Linked DNA regions of Homo sapiens: regions 2, 3 and 4 are each linked to region 1. A link is a contact called in ENCODE Hi-C or POLR2A ChIA-PET data. All regions are on one chromosome and are shown on one strand. The core of a region is the stretch at or near the end of the contact, and the rest is flanking DNA. Distances in the headings are between cores, read along the strand shown. Region 1 holds the start of SNHG3 (small nucleolar RNA host gene 3). Region 2 holds the start of IFI6 (interferon alpha inducible protein 6). Region 3 holds the start of FAM76A (family with sequence similarity 76 member A). Region 4 holds the start of THEMIS2 (thymocyte selection associated family member 2).

Region 1 (3,735 bases), core at 378-2,877:
TATGTAGGAGGAACACCATAAACGTTACTACTCAAGATAGCCCAGCTGTGATAGCTCTGTCTCTCTAGCCAACGTTTTTCCACCTTACACCACACTAAAAATTCCATCATATTTGCAACATTTCTTATGTATATATATCGTAAGCATTCTTTACTTGCCTACTTCATATTCAGAGGGTTTTGTGTGTGGTAAAATATACATAAAACTTGCCATTTTTAACTAGTTTAAAATGTATAGGGGGCCAGGTGTGGTGGCTCAGGCCTGTAATCCCAGTACTTTGGGAGGCCAAGGCGGGCATCACTTGAGGTGAGGAGTTCGAGAGCAGCCTGGCCAACATGGTGAAACCCGGTCTCTACTAAAAATACAAAAATTAGCCGGGCATGGTGGCATGCCTATAGTCCCAGCTACTCGGGAGGCTGAGGCAGGAGAACTGGTTGAACCTGGGAGGTGGAGGTTGCAGTGAGCCGAGATCACACCACTTCCTTCCAGCCTGGGCGACAGAGCGAGACTCCGTCTCAAAAAAAAAAAAAAAAAAAAAGTCCAGGTGCGCTGGCTCATGCCTGTAATCTCAGCACTTTGGAGGCCGAGGCGGGTGGATTGCTTGAGGTCAGGAGTTCGAGACCAGCCTGGCCAAGATGGTGAAACCCCGTCTTGCTAAAAATACAAAAATTAGCCAGGCACGGTGGCGGGCGCCTGTAATCCCAGCTACTGGGGAGGCCGAGGCAGGAGAATCGCTTGAACCCGGGAGGCCGGGGTTGCAGTGAGCCGAGACCGCGCCATTCCACTCTAGCCTGGGTGACAGAGCAAAACTCCATCTCGAAAAAAAAAGAAAGAGTATAGGGCAGTGCTTTTAATTACATTCATTCACACTGTTGTGCAATGGAGTTTTTTATTTTTTATTTTTATTTATTTTTATCCGGGCCAGGCCTGGAGTTTTTAAACTTTTATCTGATTCGTCTAGGGGCACTTTCATCTTATTTACCTTCACATTTATCAAATTATTTCTTTCACAGGTGACAGAGCAGATTCAATTCCTTTTGATACTCCGTATTTCTCTATATGTATTTTTTTCATTCTGCATTCTTATTATTCCAACGTTTTACTTATTTATTTGGAGAGAGAGTTTCGCTCTGTCGACCAGGATGGAGTGCATCGGCGCGATCTCGGCTCACTGCAACCACCGCCTCCCAGGTTCAAACGATTCTCATGCTTCAGCCTCCCGAGTAGCTGGGACTGGAGGTGCGCGGCACCATGCCTGGCTTATGTTCTGTATTTTTTGTAGAGACGGGGTTTCGCCATGATGCCCAGGCCGGTCTCGAACTCCTGGCCTCAAGCGATCCGCCCCTCACGGCCTTCAGAGCTGCTGTAATCACAGGCGTGAGCCACCGCGTTCGACTCTTCCAAAAACTTTTTGGCCAGTTTATCTAAGGGCATATCCTACAGACTGAGTCCAGTGATTGCACAGAAGTAAACGTCCTCTGCAGCTACATACCTACAAACCTATTTCTGTAACGTACATTCCCCAGCAAGGTCCCGCGGGAAGGATCCACTACCGCGAGAGGCCTCCCAGCCAGGAAGGGGTGGGGCTCAATCTGCAGTAGATTCCCAGAAGCCTCAGTGAGTTTCTGATTCTCTAACTGCGCATGCTTCTGCGCACGCGCAATAGACATTCCAGGACTTCCGGGCACTTCGTAAGGTTTAAAAAGGATGCTTCGCGTTTTCTCTCTCCTTTTTGGAGACAGATTCGCAGTGGTCGCTTCTTCTCCTTGGTAAGTGTGATCCTTGGTAAGTGTGATCAGATGCTTGCCACCGGAGTTGTGGGTCTAATGCTATAGATCAGTAGCCGAGCTTCCCTAGGAAGATCATATAGTATTTTATTTATTTACTTTTTTTTTTTTTTTGAGACGGAGTCGGTTTGTCACTCAGGCTGGACTGCAGTGCTCGTTGCAACCTCCGCCTGCCGGGTTCAAGCGATTCTCGTGCCTCAGCCTCTCCAGCAGCTGGGATTACAGGCACGTGCCACCACGCCCGGCCAATTTTTGTATTCTTAGTGGAGACGGGGTTTCGCTATGTTGGTCAGGCTGGTTTTGAACTCCTGATTTCCGGTGATCCACCACCCTCGGCCTTCCAAAGTGCTGGGATTACAGGCGTGAGCCACCGCGCCTGGCCGGAAATCATGTAATTTAAAACTATATATGGGTGTCTTAGGCGGCATCGGTCCCAACTCTAAAGTACGCGTTAGACGGGCCTGGGCCAGAAGTGGGCCATGGAGACCTCGGGACCCGCAGGGCTGCCGCCCGACCCAGCGAGCCTCTGAAGGTGCACCGCCACCCCCACTGTTTATCTTACTGCCTCATAGTAGGCACATTGTCGTTCTCAATATAATTGCACACAGTTTTATTCTGGATCCTCATTTGCCTTTAAGAATTTTCTCAATTTTTCTTTTTATTTGATCGCACCACTGCAACCTCCGCCTGCTGGGCTCAAGCAATTCTCCTGCCGCAGCCTCCCGAGTAGCTGGGACTACAGGCGTGTACCACCGCGCCTGGCTTATTTTTGTATTTTTAGTAGAGACGGGATTTCACCATGTTGGCCAGGCTGGTCTCCAACGCCTGACCTTGTGGTCCGCCACGCCAGGCCGAAGATTTTCATAATTTGGAAGCATTGCGTTTCGTAATTATGCTTTCTCGTATTTTTGTGATTTGGGTCATTTTTATTTTTATATTTTTAGGATTACAGGCGTGAGCCATCGTGCCTGGCCGATTTGGGGGTAATTAACAAGTCCACGTGTTTCATTTGAATTTAGGATAGCTGGGCCTAATTGTTGTCTTTGCTTCTGCGGTACCTTCCACATAGTACTAACCGCCTATTGTAAAGTAATTAGAATAGCTGAATATGCATGTTACCAGTCTAGAAACCGATTTTTTTTTAACACCCCACTGTGGACAGGGTGGAAACTCGTTTGCTTTCTTGTTTAAGATCTGTAGTAACATGAATGGATGAAATTGTTTCCTATTGGATTCTGTAAATTTATGCGTTACACTGATTGTCCAACGTGGATACACCCGGGAGGTCACTCTCCCCGGGCTCTGTCCAAGTGGCGTAGGGGAGCATAGGGCTCTGCCCCATGATGTACAAGTCCCTTTCCACAACGTTGGAAATAAAGCTGGGCCTCGTGTCTGCGCCTGCATATTCCTACAGCTTCCCAGAGTCCTGTCGACAATTACTGGGGAGACAAACCATGCAGGAAACAGCCTTCTAGAGCACTGAATCTGGATTGAAGTCTTTTTTTTTTTTTTTTTTTTTGGAGATGGAGTCGCTCTGTTGCCCAGGCTGGAGTGCAGTGGCGCACTCCATTGCCTCTGCCTCCCGGGTTCAAGTGATTATGCTAAGTGATTCTCCTGCCTTGGCCTCCTGAGTAGCTGGGATTACAGGCCCCCGCCACCACGCCAGGCTAATTTTTGTATTTTTAGTAAAGACAGGGTTTCACCATGTTGGTCAGGCTGGTCTCAAACTCCTGACCTTGTGATCCGCCAGCCTCTGGCCTCCCAAAATGTTGGGATTACAGGCGTGAGCCACCACACCTGGCTGGATTGAAGTCTTAATACATGTTTAAGAAAAATTGGCTAAAAAGTAGCCAGGCATGATGATAGGTAGCTGGAGGAAGGAGAATCGCTGGAGCCCAGGAGTGACCTATACTCAAACCTATACTCCAGTGCCACTGTACTCCAACCC
Region 2 (3,735 bases), core at 855-3,354, 830 kb before region 1:
GATCCCACATGTTGAGGGTTCAGTCCCCCAGACTGCCAATCGAAAGCCCTAGGTTGTTTTACCTGTGTTTCTGACTGACTATAAACTGGGGTTCCCACAATTCCCTCCTGCAGTTTTACTAATTTGCTAGAGCAGCTCACAGAACTCAGGGAAACACTTTACTTACATATACTGGTTTCTTTCTTTAAAAAAAAAAAATTGATCTTGTTGTTGTTTTGAGACAGGGTCTCACTCTATTGCTCAGGCTGGAGTGCAGTGGCCCCATCTCAGCTCACTGAGACCTTCGCCTCCCAGGCTCAAGTGATCCTCCCACCTCAGCCTCCAGCATAGCTGGGACTACAGGTATGCACCACCACGCCCAACTAATTTTTTTTTTTTTTTTTGAGATGGGGTTTCACCATGTTGCCCAGGCTGATCTTGAACTCCTGAACTCACGCAATCTGCCTGCCTCAGCCTCCCAAAGTGCTGAGATTACAGGCATCAGCCACCATACCCAGCTACATTTACTGGTTCCTTATGGATATTACAAATGCTCCGGATGAAGAGATGCATAGGGCAAGGTATGGGAGAAAGGGCATGGAGTTTCCATTCCTCTCCAGAAGCACCACCCACTGGAGACCTCCTTGTATTCGGCTATCTGGAAGCTTGTCAAACCCTGTCCTTTTGTGTTTTTATGGAGGCTTCATTACATAGGCATGACTGATTAAATCACTGCCCATTGGTAATCAGCTTAACCTTCAGCCCCTCTCCCCTCCCCAGAGGAAATGCCAGCCATCAGTCAACTTATTAGACAGTTATCACTCAAAAGATATTTATCACTTTGAAGATTCCAAGGATTTTAGGAGTTGTATGCCAGGAACTGGGGGATGAAAAAATATATTTTACAATATCACAAGGGATAAAGGTCACACAGCAAATTGTGCAACATGGGTACACATTCAAGACAGTCAGAATTCATGAACCTATGCTCTTTCCTTTATACCACAAAACTGGAAAATGCATATGCCCTCAGACTCACCTCTAATATGATCTTTGTCAGATCAATGCTATTTTCTTAAGTTAAAAAGAAAAACAAGAAACTCCTCTCATGTATTGAGTACTTAGCACTTTATGGCACGCAGTCCACTTGTACCTATAACAACACCACGAAGTAGGTACCATTGTTATCAACCACATGTTATAGATAAGGAAACTGAAGCTCAGAGAGGTTAAGTAATATTCCCAAGGCTGCCTAGCCAGGTCATGGCAAAGTCAGGGTTTAAACCCACAATTGGCTAATACCCAAGCCCACATTTTTTTTTTTTTTTTTTTGAGATGGAGTCTTTCTCTGTCGCCCAGGCTGGAGTGCAGTGGCGCAATCTCATCTCACTGCAAGCTCCACCTCCCAGGTTCATGCCATTCTCCTGCCTGCCTCAGCCTCCCGAGTAGCTGAGACTACAGGCGCCCACCACCAAGCCCGGCTAATTTTTTTTGTATTTTTAGTAGAGACAGGGTTTCACTGTGTTAGCCAGGATGGTCTCGATCTCCTGACCTCGTGATCCGTGGGTCTCGGCCTCCCAAAGTGCTGGGATTACAGGCGTGAACCACCACGCCCGGCCACCAAGCCCACATTTTTAACAACCACTCCAGATGGCTTCATCTATCCTTAAAGATGAACTCACTGTCACATTGGATCCTATAATAAAGGGGATTCTAAAATCATCCAGTCCTTTGAGCAGCAAAGGCAACTTAACTTTCCTTTTACAGAGGAAGTAATTAAGGCTCCAAGAGGTGACAGTGTTAAGGCCACAGATCGCTGATATTGCACCTGTAAGCTGGGTCTCATGCCACTTGGGGTTTTGCATCCCATCTCCCTAAAAATCTCCAACCCATCCTCTTAGACAAGTCCCAGCCCAGAGCACTAAAAGGGACCCAGGAGTGCTGCCTCCCAGGAGAAGGGGCCTCCTGGCTCTCAGAACATGAGATTTACAGGCAGACAGGCAGCCTGGCAGAGGGTGGCAGCTTGATGCCCACACTTCATAGCTCCTGAGTTTACCTTGGAGGAGAGAAGAGAAGCAATCTTCAGCCCGGAGCCTGCTGATAGATGGGCACAGCAGCGAGTAAACGGTTCTCCGGCTGAAGGCTGGCTTTTTATCATCACTTGTGGATCCTCCCACGTCTCACCCTAGGCAGCCAATCCCTGTCGGAGTTTCTATTTCTGCACTCTGCAGTTTCATTTTCCCCTCTCTCCCAGCTCCTGCACTCTGCAGAGTTTCATTTTCCCCTCTCTCCCAGCTCCGCCCAGCGGGAACATTTGTGTGCTGCCTGCTGGCAGAAAAATGCACTTCAAGCTGAGGACTTTTGGAGCCGCTAAGGGTATTCAAAGCATGTCACACTATGATGAGAGCCACGGCCATACTGGGCTTAGTGAAGCCTGATCACCAGCTCCCCCTGGGGCACACAGGCCTTTCACCATTCAGTCCAATTAGTAAACAACACCTATCATTTATTGAGCACTTGCTGCATGCCAGGGTCTGTGCAAAGTGCTCTATTTACATGATCTTTTTCCAATCCCACAGTAGTCATGTGACATACCATATGCTGTTTATAAACCCCCAGAACTTTGGAAATTAAGTCACTTTGTTCCATTGTTCTCTCAGGCTGGCTGCTTCTGGGTCATGGGCATATGGTAAGACCAGTGAAGCCTGTGTTCATGTGGCCATCATGATAGATCTTGAGTTTCAAGATGGGTCCCCTGGCCCTAGGTAATGAACTGAGCATTCTTTAAAGCCTTTGGATGGTGATGCTTGAAGTGCTATGGGTCAGAAATGCAACCTCTATTTGGAGAACATAGAAATTCCAGTAAGGATGAATCATTGCCTTCTCCCAAGTGGAAGGGGTCTGAAATAATTGACCTGCCACCAGATGGCTGGCTATTCTCATTGAGAAATTTTGCCATATTGCTACCTGCTGCTGGCAGATTGGCTATATTTTGGCAATTGCCAGATCAGTTTTGGTGAGAGGGAGCCCAAGTTGTTGGACTCATTTCTAACCCCCATCCTTACCACCTTGGACACTCATAGGTCTATTGCAAGGCAATAGTGAGGCTAAGTTTAGAGGCTGGCTGACATCCACAGGATGGGACATCCTGGCCATTGGGCTGTAGAGCCTCCTCTGCAGCAGATGATCTCTGGTCAGCATTAACATGAGACATAGAGATCCAGGTGCTTTATGCCCATTCAGAGTTCATTCTTATGCCCCTAACCCACACCTGCTTATTCCCAATCTTCCAATCTTGTTCCATCCATGCCTTTGACCAACCAGCCAAGCCATTTGCCTCTTATTAGGAATTGGTGTATGTCTGTACTTCAGTCCATCTCTCTCTCTCTCTCTCTGCATACAGAGGGAACAACACGGTATACTGCTCCTAGTTCTGCCCCCTGGGAGGATTCACTATTATTCAGTGCCACCCCCAAATGGGGCTGTAATAGAGTGGTCCGTTTCCAGCTGATACCAAAATATTATACTGACTTATCTGTGAATTGAGTTTGACTCCTTTCCTCCATTATCTGTTGGTTGCTGGGAACACTCCATGAGGCCATATATATGGGTCAAAGAGAAAACCCAGAGAAACAGAGTTGGGCGCCACAGGACTCTGAGCTCCCTGTTTATTTAATTTACTCAAGCCTTTTAGACCCCTTTGCTCAGCCTTGAATATACCATTTCCATCATATATTTTTTGTTTTGTTTTGTTCT
Region 3 (3,735 bases), core at 878-3,377, 780 kb before region 1:
CCAGTCTGGGAGACAGAGCCAGACTCTGTCTCAAAAAAAAAAAAAAAAAAAAAGTATATTCACCATGTTGAACAACCGTTACCTCTATCTAGTTCCAAAACATTTTCATCACTCCAAAAGCCCCTTACCCATTAAACAATTTCCCCACATTTTCCTCCACGTACTGTTTTTATTTGTATTTGCATATATATTTTGAGACAGGGTCTCACTCTGTCACCTAGGCTGGAGTGCAGTGGCATAATCATGGCTCAGGGCAGCCTCGACTGTCCAGGCTCAAGGGATCCTCCCGCCTCAGCCGCCTGAGTAGCTGGAACCACAGGCTCGTGCCACCACACCCGGCTAATTTTTAAAAAAGTTTTTTTGTAGAAATGGGGTCCCACTGTGTTGCACAGGCTGGTCTTTTTTTTTTTTTTTTTGAGACGGAGTCTTGCCCCGTAGTCCAGGCTGGAATTCAGTGGCATGATCTTGGCTCACTGCAACCTCTGCCTCCCAGGTTCAAGCAATTCTCTTGTCTCAGCCTCCCGAGTAGCTGGGACTACAGGCGCCTGCCACCACGCCCGGGTAATTTTTGTATTTTAGTAGAGACAGGGTTTGACCTTGTTGGTCAGGCTGGTCTGGAACTCCTGACCTCAGGTGATCCTCGGGTGATTCACCCGCCTCGGCCTCCCAAAGTGCTGGGATTACAGGCGTGAGCCACCGCGTCCGGCCGACCCAGGCTGGTCTTAAATCCCAAGGCTCAAGTGATCCTCTGGCCTCAGCCTCCCAAAGTGCTGGGATTACAGTTGTGAGCCATCCCGCCCCGACTCATGTACTGGTTTTGATTCTCACAATGACCTCATTGTACAATTGAGAAAAACGAGGCCGTGAGAAGTTCAGTGATAGATCCAAGGTCATGTAGTTAGTTGTGGAACAGTGATTTGGAAACTTTGCTTTCTGATCCTAATGATTAATGCACATCTTTGGGGGATCCTACAAGGAAGCAGCCAGATTTGGGTTCAGAGAGAGTAAATTTTTTTTGTTGAGGCAGGGAAATAGAAGCCATTAAGTCAGTTTTTAATTGTAAAAAGCGCACGTTGAGGTAAAACTGCAATTAGTCCTGTACGGGTGGTTGGCAGAGCCAAGAGTAACCTATGCCCAAGAGCAGCTACAAGGCAGGACTTGGATAGGTCAGCAGTGCAGGAAGCTTTGCCAACACCTCAAGAACAAGAAGTCTGTCATTCCTTGGGCAGCTCCTATACATGCCAAGCTGGAGCCAAAGAGAGGCAGGGGAGCCCGGAGGGCGTGGCTTGCCTTCCGGAAGTCAGGCCTCGTCAGGAATCACCAGGTGGTTGCTTGCGAGAGAAGCTGGGGGTGAAACCGGAGAAAACAAAGTAGGAAGCAGGTCTGGGCCAATTGCAGCCCACTCTGATGGGGGCCTGCAGGCCACCGGACGCCTGAATATCTGTCCAATCCCTCCTGGAAGGACTGCCATCTCTTTAGTCCCTCTTCCGCAGCATAGGGGTGCTCTCTCTGGGGCTCTCCTTTTCTCTCCTAAGGCCCACAGCCCCACAGTTCCCTATTTAGGTGTCTTAAATTGAGGACACACTTCTAAATTGTCCCTCAGAGTCTCGTCTCCTCCTTTGAGCGAGGCTGGGCGGGCTCCTCCTGCTCCGATTATGAGGAACTTCTTTCCCAAGCTCCCCACCTTCTTTGGGCTTGGACGGCTGCAGAGTTCCAGTTAACTGTGCGCCGCCTTCGTTCCAATTGTACCCCTCGTGCTCCCAGAGGGCAGCTCCATGGAAACCAAAACATCACAAATCCCCGAAGGTATCGCGAGAAGCGCAGATGCGCCTGAGGCCGTGGAGAGGCGGAGCGAGGGCGGGAACGCTGAGCAAGTAGGGCGGAGCCTAAGCTCTTCCGAGGTCCCGGCCGGGAGCCTGTCCCCTCCAGGTGGCGCCCCCGCGTGACTGCGCTTTACATAATCGCGGCCTGGAGCGTCACAGTGGCGTACTCCAGGCCAGACCGAATCAGAGTGGGCGAAAGCTCCGTGTTCCGCCCCTTCCCACTTGATCGACGTCAAAGCCCACCAGTGAGCGGGCGTCTAGAGTCGCCGTGCCCGCCCCAGCCCGCCCGGGTCCGCCCCGACCCGCCTGCGCCCGCCCGCCTGCCGCAGCCAGCAGCCTGCAGCCGCCGCCGGGTTGTGCCTCAGACTGTCAGATAAATCGGCGGGCCGGGCCGGCGGGTCGGTGAGCGCGGCCCGGGCCGGACATGGCGGCGCTCTACGCCTGCACCAAGTGCCACCAGCGCTTCCCCTTCGAGGCGCTGTCTCAGGGGCAGCAGCTGTGCAAGGTGCGCGGGCTGGGGCGGCGGCCGGGAACTGGGGACGCAGGAGGCGCGGCCCGGAGCTCCAGATTCTGTGGGGACGCCCGGCGGGGTCCCCGGAGCAGGGTGTGGCAGGCCCGCCAGGCTGAGGAGCCGCACCCACCCCGCTGGGGGCCGGCGGGGCACGTGCGGGAGCCGGGACCCGGTCCAGGCTCCCGCGGCCGGCGTGTCCGGGTGCTTAGCAACCGTGGGGATTGTTCTCGGACCCCGTGAGGTCGGGGGAGGGACAGCGGGTCCCCTGCTTGCCCTGACTGGTCGCCTTCGGGATCCCTTTGCGCTGCCTCCCCCGCCGCCGCGGTCTCCCTGGTGGGGACCTCCTGCCCCTCCTGGGACTGAACTCCAAAGTTGGGTGCTGCCTTGGAGGAATGTGTCGAACTCGGGCTCCTCACGGGCACTTTTCGACCAGTTTCAGAATCGGAGGTAGCAAGGCTTGATTTTTTTTTTTTTTTTAAGCATCTCACTTTTCGGCCAGTCTCAGAATCGGAGGCAGCAAGGCTTTATGTTTTAAAAAAGCCCCACAGTCAGGCTCACAGATCCGAGGGATCACTTCTCAGCATCCAGTTGGTGGTCTTCGGTCTTCCCTGACTAGCTGCTGATCAGTTTTTGCTCCTGAAGGTCCAACTTCTCTTTTTCTTTTAAGTTGCTTTATCCCACTTTTACTTTTTAAGTGACTAGAGGTGCTGTGAGGCAACAGTTAAAAAGTCACCAAACTGGCTGAAGAATAATGTTGAGGTTATCCAATAATCCAGTTTGTGTCTCTGATTTGGATAACTCATAATTGTCACTTTTGCCTCAGATGGTCATGACTTTCCATTTGCCAGTTTTTATATACCAGGTCTGGGGGAATGCAAGTGCTTGAGTGCCCTTTTTGGCCTCAAAATATGTATATATGATTTTAAGGAAGTTATGTATATATAAATAATAATTTTAATCCAGCACTTTCATTTCACAAGTAAACCGCAAAATCACACAGTGGCAGAAGAACCAGGCCTGGAATTCAGGGCTTCTGATTCCCAGTCTGGGACTTGTTCATATATATGTTTGTTTTACAATTTATGGCTAGTTCCATATAATCCATATAAGTTCTTACTTAACTCCCACATCAACAGTAGGGAAGTGATGCCAGTATTACAGAGGAGAAAAATAAGGCCCAGAAAGTTTAAGTGACTCACTCAAGCATAGTAGCTATGCTAGAAATAGTACCCAGGTCGGCTTCCTACTGAAGGCTGTTTCCATTTGTGACTGCCTTTTAAAATTATATCCTCATTTCATTTCAGGAATGTCGGATTGCACACCCTGTTGTGAAGTGCACCTACTGCAGGACTGAGTACCAGCAGGAGAGGTAGAGTTTTGTTGACCATGAAAGATATTAAT
Region 4 (3,735 bases), core at 615-3,114, 630 kb before region 1:
TGAGTAGCTGAGAGTGCAGGTGCATGCCACCATGCCTGGATATTTTATTTATTTACTTATTTATTTATTTATTTTTGAGATGGAGTCTTGCTCTGTTACCCAGGCTGGAGTAAAGTGGCGTGATCTCGGCTCACTGCAACCTCTGCCCCCCCGGGTTCAAGCGATTCTCCTGCCTCAGCCTCCCGAGTAGCTGGGATTACAGGCACGCACCACCACACCCAGCTAATTTTTTTTTTTTTTTGAGACAGAGTTTTGCTCTTGTTACCCAAGCTGGAGTGTAATGATGCAATTTCGGCTCACTGCAAACTCCACATCCCGGGTTCAAGCGATTCTCCTGCCTCAGCCTCCTGAGTAGATAGGATTACAGGCACGTGCCACCACGCCCAGCTACTTTTGTATTTTTAGTAGAGCCGGGGTTTCTCCCTGTTGGTCAGGCTGGTCTCGAACTCCTGACCTCAGGTGATCTGTCCAACTTGGCCTCCCAAAGTACTGGGATTACAGGCGTGAGTCATTGTGCCCAGTAATTTTTTTGTATTTTTAGTAGAGACAGGGTTTTGCCATATTGGCCAGGCTGGTCTTGAACTCCTGACTTCAGGAGATCTGCCCGCCTCACCCTCCCAAAGTGCTAGGATTATAGGCGTGAGCCACCGCGCCTGGCCTTATTTTATTTTATTCTTTTTTTTAAGAGACAGGGTCTTGCTAGTTTGCCCAGGGTGGTCTAGGACTCCTGGTCTCAAGTGATCCTCCTGCCTCAGTCTCCCAAAGTGCTGGGATTACAGGCCACACCCAGCCTCTTCTCCCTGTTTTTTTGTTTTTGTTTTTGTTTTTTGAGACGGAGTTTTGCTCTTGTTGCCCAAGCTGGAGTGCAATGGTACAATCTCGGCTCACTGCAACCTCTGCCTCCCAGGTTCAAGCGATTCTCCTGCCTCAGCCTCCCGAGTAGCTGGGATTAGAGGTGTGTGCCACCACGTCTGGCTAGGTTTTTTTGTATTTTTAGTAGAAACGGGTTTTCACCATGTTAGTCTGGTCTCAAACTCCTGACCTCAGGTGATCCACCCGCCTCGGCCTCCCAAAGTGCTGGGATTATAGGCGTGAGCCATTGCGCCCGGCCCTCTTCTCCCTGTTTTAGAGAGTAAGAAACTGAGGTTCACACAATCAAAGTGATTTGCCTAACGTCATACAACGAGCAAGAGGAGACCTGGGATTTGAACCTATGTTGGTCTGACTCCTGAGGGACAGGGAAATGGAAAAGGCTTATCCCGAGCCTGTGGGGTCAGGATAAGTGGTTGGTCCGGCTTCTAAGCAGATTTCTCTTTAGCCTTAGGAAGAATTTTTAACTAGAATTGGTGAGGCCCGGCGTGGTGGCTCACAGGTGGATCACACCTGTGATCCCAGCACTTTGGGAGGCCGAGGTGGGAGGATCACTTGAGTCCAGGAGTTCGAGGCCAACGTAGACAATAATTATCGAAAGAGTATGGGAGTTCTGGAGAGGTAATGAGATCCCCTTCACCAGGAGGTTTCCGATAGAGGACCATGGAGTGTCCTGGAGGGACATTCGGGAGCCCTGACACTACATCTCCCTCCTCAAACCCAAAGGGCAGAGGCATGTCCCTCCTATGAGACGCAGAACAAGTCGGGCCGCGTCCCCTTTTTCTAACTGGGAGCACTGCTGAGGGGGCGTCTGGGACTTCTTCATCTTCATCATCGCCCCTTCCCCATAGGGTACTGCAGGGGGCGGGGGGCGGGGCTTCGGCGGGGCGGGGCTGCAGGGCTCCCGCGGGCTGGCGGGGCGGCTTCGGCGTGCGGGGCGGGGCATCGGCGGGGCGGGGCTGCAGGGCTCCCGGGGACCGCCCGCCCGCCCCTCAGTCTGAGCCCAGAGAGCCGCGGGGACCATGGAGCCGGTGCCGCTGCAGGACTTCGTGCGCGCCTTGGACCCCGCCTCCCTCCCGCGCGTGCTGCGGGTCTGCTCGGGGGTCTACTTCGAGGGTGAGCGGGGGCTGGAACCCCTCCGAGCACTCCCTTGGTGTGGGGCGGGGGCAGAGACCCGGAGAAGACGTTAGCAATCCGGGGAAACTGCCCCTGGGTTCAAATCCCGACACTGCCACTGGCCAAGCTGTGTGATTTGGGGCCGCACTCAACCTCTTTGGACCTCGGCTTTTGCTTTCGTGGAACGGGGACCGCTGACCTGCCCCGCAGGGTAGTGATGAAAAGTCAGTGGGTTGAGGCGCGGGAGGTGGATGCAGCCGGGCCACTCCTAGGTGGCCCCGCGGTGCGCATGGGACAGAGCTCCGACCGCGCCGGGACGCAGCATTAGGCCGCTGGTGGTCGTGGCTGCGTCTTGATTCTGAAGTGCAGGGTCAGTCTTCCCGTCTGTGTCCTCCCACTCCTCCCCCGGCCCTCCTCTACACTGCCTTCCTTCAGTCCCTGCGTCCACCTTGGCCTTCTGTTTGACCATGGGCAGTACTTGATTTGATCAGCTCTTCAGTTCTCAGCTTAAATGGCGCTTCCTCCCGGAAGCCTTCCTGGCTCTCTGCTCCTTGCACGCCCCCGTACATCTGCCGTCTGCCCGCAGCGGCCTGGTTCACAGGGATGGGCACACAGCAGGCGCACAGTCACTAGTCATTGCCTGAAGGAGCAAGCGGTGAGGGAATAACAGACAGTGGAGGGCAGGGTAAGACAGCACAGTGGATGGGTGGCCAGTGCTGCTCTGTGGGCAGGGAGGACCCGTGGGCCACCGAGTAGGGGAGATGGAGGTGGAGGAGAGAGATGCTGTGTGGGGGTGCGGGTTCCTTCCTTAGAGAGCGAACTGAGGCTTGAAGGCCCTGCCCCATCCTGTTCCCTGGCTGCAGAAAAACGCTCTGTCGCAGCAGCTTCCAGCAGAGTGTTTGAGGTCCCAAGTGGGGTCCTAGACCAAGGAGGTCCCTCATGAAGGGTCCCGCAGGGGGCCACCACCTCGCAGTGGGTCTCTCCAGGTCTGCTTGGGAATCTGGCAGATCTGGGTTCAAATTCTGACTCTACCTCCAGGGGCTTTCTGCAGGAAGGCGCCTGGGATCTGTTTGCTCTTCCCCCAGCCCAGGACCAAGCGTCTTCGTCCTCCCAGCACCCTTTGCCTGCTGGTGTTACAACACCTGTTTCCTCATCCTGCCTGACGCGGGATGGTGGAAATGGTGGAAGTCAGAGTGATGGTGACTAGAGAAGGCCCTGACAGGGTGTGGGTGTGCGGATGGGGTGAGTGCGGAGGACAGATGGCCATGCCAATAGGGGCAGGCGTCTACAGGGCACTCAGAAGGGGCTGGCTGCGTGGTTGGTTAGGAGCACTGGCTCTGGAGGCAAACACCCTGGGTTCAACCTAGGTTTTTTTTTTTTTTTTTGAGACAGAGTCTGGCTCTGTTGCCCAGGCTGGAGTGCAGTGGCACGATACAGCTCACTGCGGCCTCGACCTCCTGGGCTCAAGTGATCCTCCCACCTCAGCTTCCTGAGAGGCTGGGACCACAGGCACGCACCAGGACAACGTCCAGCTAATTTTTGTATTTTTTGTAAAGATGGGGTTTTGTCATTTTGCCCAGGCCGGTCTCAAACCCCTGGACTCAAGTGATCTGCCTGCCTCGGCCTCCCAAAGTGTTAGGATTACAGGCATGAGCCACCACACCAGGCCCTGTTTTTTGTTTAATAGAACATAGGTTGTGTGTGATAGCTCATGCTTATAATCTCAACACTTTGGGAGGCTGAGGTGGG

Evidence for each region. Hi-C counts contacts between places; a loop is a spot of excess contacts on that map. ChIA-PET counts read pairs that join two places held with the same protein, here RNA polymerase II (POLR2A). Pooled maps may share reads with other maps.
Region 2: a pooled map shows a loop between it and region 1 (8-fold over the local background). The contact joins the promoter of IFI6 here to the promoter of SNHG3 in region 1. A Hi-C loop is called at or near these places in 4 of 50 pooled maps. POLR2A ChIA-PET finds 5 or more read pairs at or near these places in 2 of 52 experiments (activated CD4-positive, alpha-beta T cell and activated naive CD4-positive, alpha-beta T cell).
Region 3: a loop to region 1 is called in a pooled map, with 8 times the contacts of the local background. The contact joins the promoter of FAM76A here to the promoter of SNHG3 in region 1. A Hi-C loop is called at or near these places in 9 of 50 pooled maps. POLR2A ChIA-PET finds 5 or more read pairs at or near these places in 7 of 52 experiments (CD4-positive, alpha-beta memory T cell, H1, HEK293T and 4 more).
Region 4: a pooled map shows a loop between it and region 1 (7-fold over the local background). The contact joins the promoter of THEMIS2 here to the promoter of SNHG3 in region 1. A Hi-C loop is called at or near these places in 2 of 37 single-sample maps with no recorded cell type and 7 of 50 pooled maps. POLR2A ChIA-PET finds 5 or more read pairs at or near these places in 3 of 52 experiments (AG04450, activated T-cell and activated naive CD4-positive, alpha-beta T cell).

The regions. Positions count from the first base shown.
Region 1 is chr1:28,504,316-28,508,050 of GRCh38, forward strand. SNHG3 (small nucleolar RNA host gene 3) reads left to right here and starts at 1,628. Exons shown (of 4, transcript NR_036473.1): 1 at 1,628-1,769; 2 at 1,905-2,012. RCC1 (regulator of chromosome condensation 1) reads left to right here and starts at 1,728. Exons shown (of 13, transcript NM_001381865.2): 1 at 1,728-1,769. It overlaps SNORA73A (small nucleolar RNA, H/ACA box 73A), which reads left to right and starts at 3,050; the gene lies at 3,050-3,256. RefSeq lists enhancers at 2,542-2,836, 3,028-3,735.
Region 2 is chr1:27,670,088-27,673,822 of GRCh38, forward strand. IFI6 (interferon alpha inducible protein 6) reads right to left here and starts at 2,105. Exons shown (of 5, transcript NM_002038.4): 1 at 2,036-2,105. RefSeq lists an enhancer at 2,137-2,476.
Region 3 is chr1:27,723,834-27,727,568 of GRCh38, forward strand. It overlaps FAM76A (family with sequence similarity 76 member A), which reads left to right and starts at 2,128. Exons shown (of 9, transcript NM_152660.3): 1 at 2,128-2,328; 2 at 3,639-3,703. The coding sequence starts at 2,248. RefSeq lists silencers at 1,472-2,114, 1,953-2,652.
Region 4 is chr1:27,870,680-27,874,414 of GRCh38, forward strand. It overlaps THEMIS2 (thymocyte selection associated family member 2), which reads left to right and starts at 1,865. Exons shown (of 6, transcript NM_001105556.3): 1 at 1,865-1,986. The coding sequence starts at 1,893. RefSeq lists a silencer at 1,713-1,982.